Linked DNA regions of Homo sapiens: region 2 is linked to region 1. A link is an interaction called in ENCODE POLR2A ChIA-PET data of the cell type or tissue named here. Cell type or tissue: Panc1. All regions are shown on one strand. Links, peaks and the distances in the headings refer to the core of each region. The heading gives the core; the rest is flanking DNA.

Evidence for each region. Peaks named below come from ENCODE experiments on the same cell type or tissue, not always from the same donor. Only the 100,000 strongest peaks of a DNase experiment are listed, where the experiment ranks them.
Region 2: POLR2A ChIA-PET joins it to region 1 with 13 read pairs; 7 of 35 experiments call an interaction of 5 or more read pairs at or near these places.

Annotation. Positions count from the first base shown.
Region 1 is chr15:78,917,680-78,926,986 of GRCh38, forward strand. CTSH (cathepsin H) reads right to left here. Exons shown (of 12, transcript NM_004390.5): 10 at 7,655-7,761; 11 at 5,314-5,439; 12 at 3,379-4,526. The coding sequence ends at 4,451. Among named protein-coding and RNA genes, the nearest start is that of CTSH, 23 kb to the right of the region's middle. RefSeq lists an enhancer at 7,680-7,729. In Panc1, for the core only: no CTCF peak of the experiment used is centred there; no DNase peak of the experiment used is centred there; H3K27ac peaks cover 991 bases.
Region 2 is chr15:78,855,167-78,864,473 of GRCh38, forward strand. TRK-CTT1-2 (tRNA-Lys (anticodon CTT) 1-2) reads left to right here and starts at 5,396; the gene lies at 5,396-5,468. It overlaps LOC124903535 (a long non-coding RNA gene), which reads left to right and starts at 5,697. Exons shown (of 2, transcript XR_007064727.1): 1 at 5,697-5,734; 2 at 7,508-9,054. It also overlaps the pseudogene RPL21P116. In Panc1, for the core only: no CTCF peak of the experiment used is centred there; DNase peaks (open chromatin) are centred at 4,425, 4,875, 4,985 and 5,315; H3K4me3 peaks cover 1,755 bases; H3K27ac peaks cover 1,108 bases.

The sequences.
Region 1 (9,307 bases), core at 693-8,692:
TCACATCTGTATTGATAAGGAACATTGCTCTGTAGTTTTCTTTTCTTGTGATGTCTTTGTTTTTAACCTTTGGACTTTAACTGTTTTTTGTTTTTTTAAAACTCTGCTATCTTTTCCCTAAGTGCAGGAGCACCTTAGTGTTAAAGACATAGTCCATGGGCCTGAGATTGCTAGAGGTCCGCACGGGGCCTGTCATGGAGTAGGGGCAGGGGTGATGACTGAGATCAATTAGGCAGTACCTGCTGTGTACCAGGCTCTGTAGCATCCTTAGGGTTCAAGTGCATTTGAAATTTACTTATCTCAGTTGGATGTAGCCATGTCTGCCGATCTCTTTAAATCCAAACAGCACCAAGGCACAGGCCATGCTGCTTGTTTCACAACAGTCCTGCCAACACTGGATGTTATAAACATCCTGTGTGCTCCCTGGTGCCTGGCACAGGAGAGGACTGCACACAGTGGATACTCTGCAGGTGTTTGGTAAATGGCTGAAAAGGAGGGAATTGGCCCCTGAAAGTCCCCCCCCCGCCCCCTCCCCCTCCCCCTCCCCCTCTTTTTTTTGAGATGGAGTCTCGCTCTCTTGCCAGGCTGGAGTGCAGTGGCACGATCTCGGCTCACTGCAACCTCTGCCTCCCGGGTTCAAGCGATTCTCCTGCCTCAGCCTCCCAAGTAGCTGGGACTACAGGTGCGTGCCACCACGCCAAGGTAATTTTTTTGTGTTTTTAGTAGAGACAGGGTTTCACCATGCTGGTCTCGAACTCCTGACCTCAGGTGATCTGCCCACCTTGGCCTCCCAAAGTGCTGGGATTATAAGCCGTGAGCCACCACACCAGGCCTGCAGGCCTTTTTATAATAAAAGACTCTCATCATTGTCTGGGTTTGAGACATTCGGGGCTCTTATGGAAAGGAGAACTCTGCTTCAAAGTCTCAGGTCTGTGTTCCAGCCCAAGCCCACAATCCCTGCGGAGCACCTAAATCCCTCAGGGGAGGCTAATTTTGAAAACAGTTATTTGATTTTTGTGGTAATTTGAATTTCTTTGGAACCTCACCCAGGACCCTCCCTTTAAATGAGTATTTAATTGGAATGTGGTTAATAATGTTCTATATTGGATCATTAATTGTGACATTTGTATCAAACTACTACATTCATCGCAGAGAGATCTGGGTGTGGGTGTGCAAGAATTCTCCTCTGTCTCCACAGTCATTCTATATCTAAACCCGTTAGAAAAGAAAATGTTCACTTTAAAAACAATATAGAGCTGGGTGAGGATTTAGGTTACATTGTTTTTCCAACCTACTGTTCAATTTCTAGCACTATTTTTTTTTTGAGACGGAGTCTCGCTCTGTCACCCAGGTTGGAGTGCAGGGGTGCGATCTCCACTCACTGCAACCTCTGCCTGCCGGGTTCAAGTGATTCTCCTGCCTCAGCCTCTCGAGTAGCTGGGATTATAGGCATCCGCCACCATGCCCGGCTAATTTTTGTATTTCTAGTAGAGACAGGATTTCACTATGTTGGCCAGGCTGGTCTTGAACTCCTGACCTCGTGATCCATCTGCCTTAGCCTCCCAAAGTGCTGGGATTACAGGCGTGAGCCACCGCACCCAGCTTCTAGCACCTTTAATTGAATGGTGAAAATGGACTCGTCTGTGACGGATGTATCGAATTCTTACTTCCTAGACCTGAGTGAGTAATCTATTCTTAATTGGCACACTGTTTTAAGGGTTAACATTTTGTAAATTTTAATATGTGAAAAAAATCCACCCTCATTGCTCATTTATAAAACTACCTTGGCCTTTTTTCCCCCAGATAAAAAGGATAACAGAATTTTATTGGGATTTTAGTTGGAAATATACCATCTGTACTTTTATTTCTGGCAATAATCAACTTATTTATGCTAATCTTTCCATTCAAGAATATGGTGTGCCTCGGCCGGGCATGGTGGCTCATGCATGTCATCCCAGCACCTTGGGAGGTCGAGGCAGGTGGATCATGAGGTCAGGAGTTTGAGACCAATCTGCCAACATAGTGAAACCTCGTCTCTACTAAAAATACAAAACACTAGCCAGGTGTGGTGGTGGGCACCTGTAATCCCAGCTACTCGGGTGGCTGAGGCAGGAGAATCACGTGAACCCGGGAGGCGGAGGTTGCAGTGAGCCAAGATCATGCCATTGCACTCCAGCCCGGGCAACAGTGTGAGACTCTGTCTCAACAACAACAACAAAAGAATATGGTGGCTCTCCATTTATCTAAGTCTTCCTTTATAGTGTTATTAATTTAGTAATTTTCTTCATATAAGACTTTTTGGTGGTTATTCCTAGCTGCTGGTTTTGTTGCAATAGTAAAGTTGCAATAGTAACAAAAAATAGTGTATTTTTTCTGAGTTTTTGATTTTTTTTTCTGGTATCCAGCCACTTTCAGAACTCTTTCATTAGTTCTAAGTTTTGTTGATTCTCCTGAATGTTTTTAGCCACATTATCATGCTGTCTGCAAATATTAATTGGGTTTATTTATCACAGCAGCCAGATCTTCCAGATAGATGTAAGCAAGAATGGTACCCTTAGACTTATTTGCCATGTATCTTCAATGGGAATCCTTTTATACCACTGACTTCAATGGGAATCCTTTTATACAACTGACCATTGATTTGAGAATCTTTGTCAAATTCAGAAATTATGCTTTCAGGCTGGGTGCGGTTGCTCACACTCCTGTAATCCCAGCACTTTGGGATCACTTGAGGTCAGGAGTTCGAGACCAGCTTGACCAACATGGTGAGACCCCATCTCTACTAAAAATACATAAATTAGCCAGGAGTGGTGGTGCATGCCTGTAATCCCAGCTATTCAGGAGGCTGAGGCAGGAGAATCGCTTGAACTGGGGAGGTGGAGGTTGCAGTGAGCTGAGATCACACCACTGCACTCCAGCCTGGGTGACAGAGTGAGACTACATCTAAAAAAAAAAAAAAAAAAAGAAAGAAAAAGAAATTATGCTTTCATTTCATGTTAGTTTTTTTTTAAATCTAGAATAGAATTCCATCCAATGAAGTCTATTATTATTATTATTTTTTTTTTGAGGCTGGAGTGCAGTGGCATGATCTCAGCTCACTGCAACCTCCATCTCCCAGGCTTAAGCGATTCTCTTGCCTCACCCTCCCGAGTAGCTGGGACTACAGGTGTGCACTACCACTCCTGGCTAAATTTTTTTTTTTGTATTTTTATTAGAGACGGGGTTTCACCATGTTGGCCAGGCTAGTCTCAAACTCCTGACCTCAGGTGATCCACCTGCCTCGGCCTCCCAAAGTGCTGGGATTATAGGCGTGAGCCACCATGCCTAGCAAGGTGATTGTTTTTTGTCTTATACAGTTGTGGTCTTATGTTACTAGAATTTTCTAATAAATTAAACTATATTTGCATTATCTAAATAAGCCTTATCATGAACATATATATTTTTCAAATATTCTCAAGCCTTTAGCTTTTCAGGAAGCCCAAATAAGATGACAGCTTTTATCATTAAGAAAGTCTGTGAGCCATAGGACAAAGAGCTGGTGGACTCCAGCTTGTTCTACAGACATCCCAGAGCCCGGAGGCTTCAGGAAGCAGCAGCAACTTCATGGCCGCCCTCTAAACAGAGATCAAGATTTCTCAAAAGGCAAGATAAGGGAAGGGATGGTGTGGAAACGACAGGAGCATCTGGGCACGTTTGAAATAAATAAGGGGTTGGTGAGGAAGGGGTGGGCAGTCTCATGTGGAGGTGGGGGGCAGAGTCTGAGTAGGAGTAGGCAGCTGAGACTGGGGAGGCCACACAGAGAAGTACAGGCTTCTGGGCTGACATTGTGGGTTTGAATCCTGCCTCTGCCGCAGCTTGGCCCGTTTTTCTCCTTCCTCCCCACCTCTCCACTCAGGTTTGGGACAAATAGTCAAGATCTCAAATTAAGCCTGCTCTTCATCCTGGATACCCCATCTGGTGGATAATACCGCCAGCACCCCCACCATCCTCCCAGCCAGAGCCTGGACACCCCCTGATGCCTCCCTCCTGGGAGACTGAGTGGCGAGGACAGACCTGGTTTGAGTCATGGCCCAGGACCAGCATGCTCCATCTGGGGAGGTGCTCACTCAATGTTTATTGAACAGCGAATACAGAAAAGACAGTCCCTGGAGCTCTATATGTGGAAAGTAGCCCTTCTGGACAGAAAGAATATTCGTGGTCCATGTGGTTTGAGTCTGTTAAGAAGGACACTAAGGCACATGGCTGGTGATCTTTGCGTCATAGACACGGGTGAGCTCATGGTGGAACTCCTCCTTGTCTGTAGGTTTCCAGGCTGGGCACAGAGGTGAGGGCAGAATGTTGGGGGTCCCAGTGGATCTCCCCACAACTTCCTCCAGGGCAGGATTTCCACCCAGGCCCAGGCTGCCCGTTCCTCTCCTTCTCCGCCAGTCTGCGCTGCGGCTGCCACGGCTCACACCAGAGGGATGGGGTAGGAGGCGCAGGCAGCCAGGCCACACATGTTCTTTCCGCGCTCGATGAGGAAGTACCTGGGCAGAAAGAGGAGCTGAGGCCCGGCCGGCGGTCTCCCCACCACAGGCCTTTCTAGAATGTTTTGCTGCTCACCAAGAGCTGACTTCAGGGGTGAGACCCTCTAAATTTATTCATAAAACAGTAGCATTCGGCTTATTTGATCACCGGCAAATCACGGACCTGACTTTGTGAAGAATTCATTCTTCCCTCTCCTTAGCTGCCAAATGAATGATCCATATCCCACTTCTCCCGAAAATTTACCGAGGGCCCCCTCTTAGCCCTGGCCGGGCCCTCACACAGCTATTTTATCACCAGGAGCCCGAGGGAACAGGAAAGCTCTCCTTTTCAGACAAGGACATGGAATCTGGGAGGACAGGACAAAGGCACAGCAGCATATACACCCAGGCCGCCCCATGCCAGCCTTTTCTCCCGGAAGGAGGGGCTGTCAGTGATCAGGGGTACATTTGTTGCTTTGATTTCTCAAAGACGGACCCTCCCAGACACTGATTTCGTGCCAGCAGAGTTCCAAGTTCTGAGCTGTTTTCCTAGCAGTCCTTCTGAGCCAGCTGGCCTCCTGCTCTCCCTGCAGCGTCCTAAAGACCTGGGGCCCTGTGAGGGCTGCAAATGGGGGCTTGGAAATGTGGAGGCTACATTCTCATGCTCCCTTTCCCCCTGGCCTGGCCTAGGGCTTGGCTGACCAGCTCGTCTGTGGAAGCCGTAACTCTGAGGTGGAAGTGATGCCCCCAGGGCCTCCAGGCCTGAGCAACATCCCCCTCCCAGAAGTGGGACCTGGGAGCTGCTTACCCGTTCATTCCCCACTGGGGACCCCAAGAGTTTTTCACGATCCAGTAAGGGATCCCATTTTTTTCTCCATACCCAACAGCCAGTACTGCATGGTTTACTTTATCTGGAGTTTTATGGCAGGAAGTACTGGAAAACAAAATTCAAAAAGAGGTGATCATATGGGAAGGATAAAAGCAATGACAGTCCCATCCAACAACGCCTCTTTGAGCGCTTTAGAGCAATGTTCCCCACAGCGGACCAGGGAGGCATGTAAGGTGGTGATGTAATCACATTTAGTCTCCGTGAGAGAACTCCTTTCAGTTCTTTTTTTCTTTTGAGACGGAGTCTCACTCTGTTGCCCAGGCTGGAGTGCAATGGTGCAATCTCTGCTCACTGCAACCTTCACCTCCAGGGTTCAAACGATTCTCCTGCCTCAGACTCCCGAGTAGCCTGATTACAGGCGTGCACCACCACACCCAGCTAATTTTTGTATTTTGGGTAGAGACAGGGTTTCATCATGTTGGCTAGGTTGGTCTCGAGCTCCTGACCTCAGGTGATCCACCCACCTCGGCCTCCCAAAGTGCTGGGATTGCAGGTGTGAGCCACCGCACCCGGCCCTTTCAGTTCTTTTGGTTCTTCTGCTTCTGTCAGGAGAATCTCCATATGGTGCTGGCCCGTGTCTCACCCCTGACACTTTCTACTCCCTCTTTCCTGGCAAGGAGAGAGCCACCTTCCTGCTGCACCTTCTGTAGGCAACAGTGTCTGGCAGACTTTAACACAGCTTTGCTTTGTTGCCACTGCATTTATTAAATATTACTTTATACCTATGGCAAAAATACAACTTTTTCTGTTTACAAAAGTGAACTAGCCTCCATAAGGAAATTCCAAGAAATTCAAGAGAACAAACTGCAGTGGTCAGGTGTGAATTCAGCTGATGTGTAAGTGGGCCATAGGCTCGCGCCAGGGCCAGGTGCCGGGATCCAGGCAGCATGCATAACTGTCCCTTGGAAGCCCTGTTTGGCAGGGAGCAGGTTGGCAAAGAGGCTGCTTCTCTACAGTGGCCTGAGGGCTCTGACAGTGGGAGGGCGACAGAGCCCCCAGGAGGTGGGGGGGATCCAACCCAGCGGGGGGGGGGGGGAGGGTGGGCAGGGTGGGTCAGGGAAGGCTCCCTGTGGAGGCGGGGAACGCCCATGGAACTGCGAACCCTTCTGCGTGGCTGGGGTGGGGGCTGCAGGGTGGAACGGCGGGGACGGGTTTGATGGCAGATGAGTGTGGAAAAAGAGGGAGGACCAGATCATGAGGGTCCCCCTCAGGGTAGGACCCTGGGAAAGCAGGGACACTGGTGTGTTCAAAGGTTGGCGTTGGCAAGAGGAGTGTTTCAGAAGGCAGACAGCTCCCAGTGGAAGCTGGAACAGTGTGTGGGGGGTTAGGGGGTCCAAGGACAATGGTGACCAGGGCAGAGCCTCAGGGAGGGAGAGGAGAGCACAGACGTGAGTGACATTAGTGAGTGACGTTAACGGGCAGCAACTGATGAAGGGAGGGAAATGAGGCTGCAAACCAGGCAGGCGAAAAGGTGTGGGTGAGAGAAACCCCATAGTAAAGAGGCTAAAGCTTGGTTTTTCTGAAGAAGCCTGGGGTGACTCCTCCAGCACAGGATCCTAGTGTGTGAGGGCAGCTACTCTTCTCCCTATTTTACGTCTTCAAATCTTTAAACATGGGTATTTTTTTTTTTTTCTGAGACAGAGCTTTGCTCTGTCACCAAGGTTGGAGTGCAGTGGCACGATCTTGGCTTAGTGCTACTTCCACCTCCTAGGTTCAAGCCATTCTTGTGTCTCAGCCTCCCGAGTAGCTGGGATTATAGGCATGCACCACCACGCTGGCTTTTTTTTTTTTTTTGTATTTTTAGTAGAGATGGGGTTTCGCCATGTTGGCCAGGCTGGTCTTGAACTCCTGGCCTCAAGTGATCCACCTGCCTCGGCCTCCCAAAGTGCTGGGAGTACAGGCATGAGCCACCACGCCTGGCCTGAACATGGGTTTTTTTTAAACTGGAGGCAACTCTTCTGTTAAGGAGCACAAAGCTCTCAAATTTTGGCCCTAGCTCTCACTAGCCAGGTGGCCTGTGTCTGTCGTATCCCTTCTGACCACCTCTCCTTTGCTGTGAGAAGAGGCCATGGCTCCTGGCCCTTGGGGCTGTGTGAGGATTAACTGAGGGATGTGCAAAACGCCCAGCACCTGGCAGGTGTCATGAAGGGTCTGACACACAGGAGTCTGGGCCACGAGCCCAAGTCCCACGAGTGGGGTGTGAGGAGGCCCACCAAGCCCCTCCCCACTGTCCCTCCTGGCTCCTGGGACCCTGACTCACCTGGAGTAGATGCCGGTTCTATACATCATGAAGTCCTGAGTCACCTCAAAGGCAAAGCTCACAGGGTTGTAGAGGGCCACAGCCTCCACCATCGCTTCCTCGTCATACTGTGGAAACAGGACCGAGACAGAAACACATGGCCTGTCACCTCCCCACTCCTTTCACAGTACAGCCTTTTGCCTCAAGCTAGGGGCTAGAGGCCCAGAGCAGCATGGATGGCCAGAAGCAGCTCCCCTGCGGCCTCTCTCCCTTCCTGTCTCTGGCTGGGTCTGTCTGGCCATCTCTCGTTCCTCTCCCCAACTCTGCTCCTAGGAAACCCTGCACCCTCTGAGATAGGGACCACGGGGTACAGCGTGGACCTACTCATTCAGTCATTCACATCCATTCCCTGAGGTCCTCTCCTGGGCCAGCAGCTCTCACCCCTACACCCATAAACCCAGAGTCTACAAAGCTTTGCTGCTAGAACACAGGGGTTATAAACCATGGACGGGTAGGTCCCAGATGGCGGTGGAAACGAGAAGACCCATCCGAGGGCTGTGTGACTTCTGAGTAGAACCTGTCCCCTCCAAGGGGGAAGGTAGGTGGGGGGAAGTCAGGGTGGCTTCCTGGAGGCTGCAGCTTTGGAACAGAGCTGCAGAGACCAGGTGACAGCAGCAGGTAGAACCCCATGCAGAACCTTAAAAAAACCCCAAGTCCAGGCTGTGCCTCAGACCAACTACAACAGTATCTGCAGGGTGGGTCCCAGGCATTGGCACTTTTTGGAGCTTCTGGGTTGGGGGTGGCTGGGTTCAAGTGCACTAACCAAGAGACCTCTGGGAGCTGAAATGAGGGGGGAAGTTACCTGTGCTGAGGCCAGGGCCCTACTGAAGGAAAGCAAGTGCAGGAGGGACGGGGCGCCCAGCCTCCCTCAGTCCTGCCTCCCTAGAGGGGTGGACAGAGACCCAGCTGTGAAAAGCAAACAGGTGCCTGGCAAGGGAGTGCCCTCCTTCCTGGTATGTGGACAAGGCCTTGTGAGCCCAACAGGTCAGGGCATATCTGAGACATGGAGGGCACAGAGGCCAGCCCAGCACAGGGGCGATGACTTCTGCAGGTGGCACCATTTCCACCCCATGGGCCTGCCCAAGAGGGCTGAATGCTAGTTCTGGCCTGGTCGTCAGGGCCCTGCAGGTGTCACCAATGAGGCTCTCCTGGGGACCATGCAAAGGGATACCTTTGAGGCCCAAATTCACCTGTCCTTGGGATATCATGGCCCAGAGCAGCCAGCTTGAGTGACAGCAGCAACATTCTGAAGAGGGTGACATCCTGAGTACAGGATTTGCGCTGTATGTTGTCAAGGCAATGAGCCCTGGTTCTGGAATGACACATTCTTAGTTCAAATCCAGCATCTATTTCCTAGCTCTGTGGCCTTGGGCACATTACTTAACCACTTGGAGCCCCCGTTTCCTCACCTGTCAAATGAGGTAATAAGGATACTCATCTCCTAGGGCCAGTTCGGGTCTAGAGGGGATAGTGCGTATTGAGGGTTGGTACAGCACCTAGAAGTACTCCATCAAGTTAAGATGTTATTGCTGAGAGCTTGGCACATGCTTCAACTAAATGGCAGCCGCTGTCATTACACAGACATCACGTTTGTGAACTGTACATACATTCGTG
Region 2 (9,307 bases), core at 633-8,632, 63 kb before region 1:
TGAGATGGGGAGTAGTGGAGGGGCCCTGTAGTGCCACCAGCCTGTGCAACCTTGGCCACCCATCCTCCGTTCTCCAGCCCCAGGCCCCTCCAGGACCAGCATCAAGTAAAAATCAAGTTGTGCCTCTTGGGAAGAAGAGCCTTTCTTCTTGTACTTACTCACAGAGACTCTAAAGAGGGGACCAGCACTTTTGTCCAGGGTTCTGAATGATCATCAATTCATGAGTTGTAAGGCTGGGAGGCTCTTTAGAGATCTCCTAAAGCCCTCCCTTGACTTAGTCCTCCCTCTGCCTCTCACCCCGCCTTTTTATTTGTAGATGAAGAAACAGAGGCCTGCATTATGGAAGTGACTTTCATAAAGGTTAAAATTCCAAAGGGGCCGGGCGCGGTGGCTCACACCTGTAATCCCAGCACTTTGGAAGGCTGAGGCGGGCGGATCACTTGAGGTCAGGAGTTTGAGACCAGCCTGGCCAACATGGTGAAACCCCAACTCTACTAAAAAAAAAAAAAAAAAAAAAAAAAAAAGACGGGCATGGTGGTGAGTGTCTGTAATCCCAGCTACTCAGGAGGCTGAGGCAGGAGAATTGCTTGAACCTGGGAGGCGGAGGTTGCAGTGAGCCAAGATTGCGCCACCGTACTCCAGCCTGGGTGGCAGAGCAAGACTCCATCTCAGAAAAAAAAAAAAAATTCCAGAGGAACTCTCAAAAAATTAAAAATAGAATTACATGATTCAACAATTCCACTTCTGAGTATATACCCAAAAGAATTGAAAGCACGAGCTCAAACAGATATTTCCATACCAATGTTCATAACAACATTAGTCACAATAGGCAAAAGGTGGAAGCAACCCAAATGTTCATCAACTGATGAATGGGTAAACAAAAATTCCCTGATATATACATATAAGGGAATGTTATTCATCATTCAAAAGAGATGAAATTCTGATACATGCTACCATATGGATGGACCTTGAAGACATTATGTGAAATAAAATAAGCCTGACACAAAAAGACAAAAATTGTATGAGTCCACCCATATGAGTACCTAGAATAGTCAAATTCATCGAGACAGTAGAATGGTGGTTACATACAAAAATTAGCCGGGCGTCGGCCTGGCACAGTGGCTCACGCCTGTAATCCCAGCACTTTGGGAGGCCGAGGCGGGCGGATCATGAGGTCAGGAGATCGAGACCATCCTGGCTAACACAGTGAAACCCCGTCTCTACTAAAAATACAAAAATTAGCTGGGCGTGGTGGCAGGCGCCTGTAGTCCCACCTACTCGGGAGGCTGAGGCAGGAGAATGGCGTGAACTTGGGAGGTGGAGCTTGCAGTGGGTCAAGATCGCACCACTGCACTCCAGCCTGGGTGAAAGAGCGAGACTCCCATCTCAAAAAAAAAAAAAAAAATAGCCAGGCGTGGTGGTGCGCACCTGTAATCCCAGCTACTTAGGAGGCTGAGGCAGGAGAATTGCTTGTACCCGAGAGGTGGAGGTTGTAGTGAGCCGAGATTGCACCATTGCACTCCAGCCTGGGTGACAGAGCGAGACTCTGTCTCAAAAAAAAAAAAAAAAAAAAAGAAAAAAAGTGGTTGTTGCAGGAGCTGATGGGGGGAGAGGGCAATGTGAAGTTACAGTTTGCTAAGCATGCAGTTTCAGTTTGGGGTGATGAAACAGTTCTGGTGATAGATAGTGGTGATGGTCACATAATAATGTGAATGTACCTAACGCCATTGAACTGTGCACTTAAAAATGGTTAAGATGGTAAATTTTATGTTATGTATATTTTGCCACAATTAAAAAAAAAAAAGAGGCTGGGCGTGGTGGCTCATGCCTGTAATCCCAGCACTTTGGGAGGCCGAGGCGGGCGGATTACAAGGTCAGGAGTTCGAGATCAGACTGGCCAATATGGTGAAATCCCGTCTCTACTAAAAACATACAAAAATTAGCTGGGCTCCCAGCTACTTGGGAGGCTGAGACAGGAGAATTGCTTGAACCCAAGAGGCAGAGATTGCAGTGAGCCAAGATCACACCACTGCACTCCAGCCTGGGCAGCAGAGTAAGACTCTGTCTAAAAAAAAAAAAAAAAAAAGGAAAAGAAAAAGAAAGAAACGCAGACACACACATACAAAAGGAACAAGGATCCAGATATCTTAGGTTTAGCAGCATTTATTTCTGAATAACAGGATCTATATACTCCTCTTGCTTTTTGATCTGAGTAACCAAGGAGTTGATTTGGTTTAAATGGCTTCATTGTGAGGACCCTATGAATTGTGTAACTGATCAGCTTTCCTTTTCCACCATGACTGCTAGAAAGCTTCGGATGAGATTTGTAGTCCACTTATACAAAAGAAGTATCCAGAACTTCTGAGTCTCTCTTTTTTTTTTTTTTTGAGACAAGGTTTCTTACTGTCACCCACTGAAGTACACTGGAGTACAATGACGTGACCAAGGCTCACTGCAGTCTTGACCTCCCAAGAGAGGCTGAGATGGGAGGCCCAAGCGATTCTCCCACCTCAGCCTCTCAAGTAGCTGGGACTACAGGTGTGTGTCACCATGCTGGGCGTGGGGGGTCTTGCTTTGTTGTTAGGGCTGGTCTAGAACTAGTAGGCTCAAGTGATCCTCTTACCTTGGCCTCCCAAAGTAGTAGGATCACAGGTGAGCCACCTTGCCTGGCCCAGATCTCATTTCTGTAAGTCTAATTGTTGGCCACATTTTAAAGTTTTATCTTTGCTTTCCTTTCTTTCTTCTTTCTCATGTACTTTTAAAAAATAACCCTTTTAATATTACAGAAGTATACATATGCATTTTAGAAAATTTGAAAATAAAGACAAGCAAAAAATTAAAAAAGTAAAACGTTCAGATTCCCACTACCCAAATAATAATATTAATATCTTAGTAAATGGCATTCTTTTTACCAAAATGAGTGATTACATTTATTCTATAACTTGCTTTTTGCAGCCAAACATCTCCACTTTCCATTACAGTAAATTTTCATCTCATCCAATATTCAAACTATATGCAAGTTTCTCCAGTTGACTCCAAAATCTCTTTATAACTAGTTTTTCCAGAACATATCCAATCTAGGATCACCTATTGCATCTGACTATTATGGCCCTTTTGTCTCTTTTAATCTAGCAAAAGTTGACCAGGCACTGTGGCTCACACATGTAATCCTGGTTCTTTTGGAGGCCGAGGCGGGTGGATCACCTGAGGTCAGGAGTTCGAGACCATGGCCAACATGGTGAAACCCTGTCTCCATTAAAAATACAAAAATTAGTTGGGTGTGGTGGCACGCACCTGTAATCCCAGCTACTCGGGAGGCTGAGGCTGAGGCAACAGAATCACTTGAACCCGGGAGGCAGAGATTGCAGTGAGCCGAGAGTGCGCCACTGCACTCTAGCCTGGGCCACAAGAGCAAAACTCGGTCTCAAAAAAAAAAAAAAAACTAGCAAAAGTCATTAAAAAATATATAATACTTCTTGAAGGTTAGTTGTCCTGGAGAATTTCCCACCCTCTGACTTTGTGTTATTGGCTCCTTATGGTGTCATTCATCTTGTTCCTCTATCCTTTATATTTCCTGTAAACTGGAATTAATATCAAAAGGCCTATGGACCTTTAGATACTAATTAATCAAAAACATTTTTTGACTAGAATAAATAATTATCATTGATTTTGTGTTGTATCACTGCTAAAGATACACTATCTATCTTGTTGAAGATTAGTAAAGCACTAGCAAAACTCAGATTAATTTCTGGATTAAGGTAATAACAACCTGAACCCGCCATCATTCAGTGAGATTGTCCTCCTTGCATCTAGTAACCTGTGTGGTGTTACTTCGACCCTGTAAATATCCAGTTCTCTACCAACTATTAACATATAAAATTAACGTAATGGTTTAACCATAATTGACAACCCTTGTTTAAAAGGATTTGCCACTGCTGGATGCGGTGGCTTACTCCTGTAATCCCAGCACTTTGGGAGGCCGAGGCGGGTGGATCACCTGAGGTCAGGAGTTTGAGGCCAGTCTGGCTAACATGGCGAAACTACATTTCTACTAAAAATACAAAAATTAGCCAGGCGTGGTGGTGCACGCCTGTAATCTCAGCTACTCAGGAGGCTGAGACAGGAGTGATCATTTGAACCTGGAGGTGGGGGTTGCAGTGAGCTGATATCGCCCCATTGCACTCAGCCTGAGCAACAGAGCAAGACTCTATGTCAATAATAATAATAATAAATGAATTTGCCAAAGTATGCTTTTCTAATCCTGCTTTTTTTTTTTTTGAGACAGGATTACACCCTTGCCAGGCTGGAGTGCAATGGCACGATCTCGGCTCACTACAACCTCGGCCTCCCACGTTCAAGCGATTCTCCTGCCTCAGCCTCCCAAGTAGCTGGGGTTACAGGCATGCGCCACCACGCCCGATTGTACTTTTAGTAGAGACGTGGTTTGCACCATGTTGGCCAGGATGGTCTCGATCTATTAACCTCGTGATCTGCCCGTCTCGGTCTCCCAAAATGCTGGGATTATAGGCGTGAGCCACCGCGCCCGGCCTTTGTTTTTTTCTTACAAAGTAGTTTCCCTCATTAACTGGGACTGTTTGGCTACTGTGAAATCACTTATTCTGGAAAACAGAATAAATCTTTATTTATTATTTTTTTTTTTAGTAGGGAGAGGCTTGGAATAATGGTCCCTTCCCACACTGAGGTTCTATCAGTCTATGGAATAAATTTTTTCACTTTTTAGTTTTGAGTGTGAGCAAACTCTACGGTATTTTCAATTACTCGCTGAGACTGCTTTAGCTTTCTAATCTCTCGTGTAAACACCATGGTATGTCTTAGTTGAACCACCGTCATGCCAAAGAAAAGAATTCCGAAAATCTCTAAGTCACACGATGCCGAGAGGCCAGCCAGCTCTGCAGCTGGGCTTTCAGTTCCAATTGTTTCCAGAGAGTGTGCAGGACATTTCTCCGCAGCCATCTTTTGCAGTGGGCCACGAGGGTGCTGAGAACCTCTCTGGTCCCCGCGCTTCAAGGGGTGGGCGCTCTGCCGGCGGGAATCTTTAGGATGAACTGGAAGCACCCCTACACTCACTCCTATTCTCCGGGCTGGAGTCGGCATCGCCTTCCTTGGCCCGCCTTACCTTTAAGGAAACGGAAAGGTGCTGACCACTAGAGGGCTGTTTATACATTTTTATTAAACAACAGAAGTTTGTGCGCACAGAATCAGACATGAAACACAAGTTTTAAAAGTCATGAAAAACTTTACCAAAAAAAAAAAATATATATATATATATATATATAAAATAGAAAAATCATTTAATACGAAATGTAATTCTTAGAACAAATCAAAACAATCTTATTCCTTTGAAAAGATCTAGGAACAACACTTTTCTCTAACTGCCCGGCTAGCTCAGTCGGTAGAGCATGGGACTCTTAATCCCAGGGTCGTGGGTTCGAGCCCCACGTTGGGCGGGTTTGTTTTGCTTTCGTTTGACCAACTTCAGGTCTCATCAACGGTAGTAATTCCACCAGTTTCAGTTGTCATCAACGGTAATAACAGACTTCAGCCCGGATGGTCTTATTTTCAAATAATTCAATACATACAAAACTACCAATACTATTTTAAAAAAGGAACAATGGGCCTGGCACGGTGGCTCACACCTGTAATCCCAACACTTTGGGAGGCCGAGGAGGGTGGATCACGAGATCAGGAGTTTGAGACCAGCCTGGCCAATATGGTGAGACCACCCCACCCCCTGTCCCCCACCCCGTCTCTACTAAAAATACAAAAATTAGTTGGGCGTGGTGGCGCGTGCCTGTAGTCTCAGCTGCTCGGGAGGCTGAGGCAGGAGAATCGGAGGCTGTGGCAGGAGAATCGCTTGAACCCAGGAGGTGGAGGTTGCAGTGAGCTGAGATCCGGCCATTGCACTCCAACATGGGCGACAGGGCAGGACTCCGTCTCAAAAAAAAAAAAAAAAAAAAAAGAACAATGAAACCAGTAAATTTCATCTTGTAAATTACACACTTAAAGGCTATCTGCCCTATAAAAGTATTTGTTGCTGAGTGGCCTGTTTAAAGGGCAGCCGAACGCCAAAGGTTAGGGGATAAGAAGACATTAAAATTCATGAAATTGTAGAGTTCATAATATTGCTGAAGTAATCTGTTAAAACGTTTGAAATGTTTATTTTTTACTTAATATTATGTGATATTGAAGATTAGTTTGGAGAACAATTCTGTATATTTTTAAACCACTATTAAGATTGCTTTAGTGATGAACGAATATGGTGGTTATTGTGAACAGGGTCTTAGAACTTTTTTATCCTTTTTTTTTTTTCTGAGTGCTTCTATGTAGATACCCTTTTTTCTTTTCTTTTTTTTTTTTTCTTTTTTTGAAACAGAGTCTCGCTTTGTCACCCAGGTTGGAGTGCAGTGGCTCAGTCTTGGCTCACTGCAACCTCCACCTCCCGGGTTCAAGCGATTCTCCTGCCTCAACCTCCTGAGCAGCTGGGACTACAGGCGCACATCACCACACCCAGCTAATTTTTGTATTTTAGTAGAGATGGGGTTTCACCATGTTTGTCAGGCTGGTCTTGAACTCCTAACCTTGTCATCCACCTGTCTTGGCCTCTCAAAGTGCTGGGATTACAGGTGTGAGCCACCACGCCTGGCCAGAAGCTCACTTTCTTTGAGCAAAACTATTATATGTTGACAGCTGCAAGTTTTTTCCTCGTCCTAAATATTTTTAGTCATTCCCAGCAATTCTCAAATGTTCTCCACAATTACTATATGTTAGCTCATCAATTCGAAATACAATTTCAGACCTTGTTAGAAAGATATTAAAAAATTTCAGCATCAGAAATGAAGATACCCAGACACCCCCATTATTACAGATGCATAATTAATCTCTACGTGATGTGAGGTGAGGTAAATTTATTTATTTATTTATTTATTTTTTTGCTGAGACAGAGTCTCGTTCTGTTGCCAGGCTGGAGTGCAGTGGTGCGATCTTGGCTCACTGCAACCTCTGCCTCCCGGGTTCAAGCGATTCCCCTGCCTCAGCCTCCTGTGTAGCTGGGACTACAGGCCCGCACCACCACACCCGGCTAGCTTTTTGTATTTTAGTGTAGACGGAGTTTCACCATGTTGGCCAGGATGACCTCGAACTCCTGACCTTGTGATCTGCCTGCCTTGGCCTTCCAAAGTGCTGGAATTACAGGCATAAGCCACTGTGCCCGGCCCGGATTTTTTCCAGAGAAGTAAACCAGGTGGGAAAAAAAGCAAATTGGTAAATTGATGAAAGGTCAATGAAAATGTTATACATTAATTTAAAATAGAAGAGCGGGGTTACTTTTGTCCCCCAAAAATTCATATGTTAAAGTCCTAACCCTCAGAGCCTCAGAATGAGATCTTATTTGGAAAAAGCTCTGTTGCAGATGTAATTAGTTAAGATGAGGTCATACTAGAGTAAGGTGGCCTCCTAATCCATTTTAACTGGTATCTTTATTAAAAAGGGGGAAATTTGGAAAAAGACACACAAACCCAGACACCAACATCTGGAAACCTGGGAGAAAGCCATGTGCAGACGAAGGCAGAAACTGGGGTAATGCTTCTACAAGCTAAGGAACACCAAATGCTCCTGCAAGCTAAGGAACGCCAAAGATTGCCAGCAAACCACCAGAAGCTAGGGGAGAGGAATGGCACAGATTCTTCCTCACAGTCCACAGAAGGAACCAAACCTACCAACACCTTTATATGGGATGTCTAGCCTCTAGAACTGTAAAATAATAAATTTATGTTTGGCAGTCCTGGGAAACTAATACAATCAGTATTCCAGTTGGGAGGTAATTTTGATTTTAAATTTTATTATTTATTATTTTATTATACCTTATATTAAGTAATTGTCATCATCTTCATTCCCAAAAAGTCTATGAGAAACAATAGTTTTTTTTGATGCAGTCCTAAATTAAGGTCAAGTGAGGAAATTAGGATCACTGAGCCTTCAGAAGTAGCATTTTAACAAGCTTAATCTTTTTTTTTTTTTTTTTTTACAGCCCAGAGGTCTTTTATTTATTTATTAACACCTGTTATGCCATGAATTCATAGGGAATAGGTTCCAGCAGCTCAGGCTCCTTCGCATTGGTTCTCACAAAGTGTGCTTCTCTGGGTGGAGCAGGCTGGTGCTTCTGTTGAACCCAGGTACCTTTCTATTTGGCTTCCTTCTTTTTCTGATCATTTTCCTTCATGTGTTTCAGGAAACTATCTCAGCTTTTAGAGTGCTTAATGTGCTCAATACGCACATTAATTCTCTTGGCAAGAATCTTGCCCTTAACTTGTGTGTTTACAACAATGCCAACAGCATGCTGGGGGACATTATAGACTCTTCCAGTTTTGCCATGGTAACACTTGTGGGGCATTCCTTTTTGAACAGTACCCATTCCCTTGATGTCTACAATATCACCTTTCTTATAGATTTGCATATACGTGGCCAAAGCAACAACTCCATGTTTTCTAAAAGGCCTAGAGAACATATATTGGGTGCCTCTCCTCTTTCCCTTTGTGTTCGTCATTTTGGCGAATTACTGGAAGATGGCGGTTCCGGCTGAAAGGAACAAGCTTAATCTTAATGGATATTTTTTCTTATTTTGGCTGATGATTCATTATGTTGAGTAGTGACTTATTACTATTTGTACTAAAAAATGCAAAGATATACAACGTCAAATACATTTTATTCTCCCATGGAACTCATATTTGAAGATGTTATGTTCAATTAATCTATAAATGAACACTTTAAGACAGTGTGCTAATTTAATGCAGTCCAGTTTCTTCAACAAGTAAATGGCAAAAAAAGAGACAGAGATACCTTAATGGAATGAAATGTGTGGACTTTGTTTCCATCTTGATTTGAACCAGTCATAAAGAAACATGTATGAGACAATCAGGGAATCTGAACACAGACTGGGTACTTGAAGATAAGGAGTTATTTGCAATTAAATGCAACAACGTCATTTAGAGATACATACTAAATTGTTTATGAATAAAAAAGACATGATCTCTGGAATCTGTGTATATGCATTTTTCGGGGGAGAGGAATGAAGAGATACCAATGAAACAAGATTGGCCACATGTTAATAACTGTAGAAGCTGAGTGACCCATACAACAGAGTTCATTACACTATCACCTCTGCTATTGTATATGTTTACATTTTTCCATAAATTTAAATATCATTAGATTCTGCAAAAACAAAAGTGTCTTAACCTCTGTAGCTCAGTGATCACACTTAGCATCACTAACAGTGGGACAACCAGATATC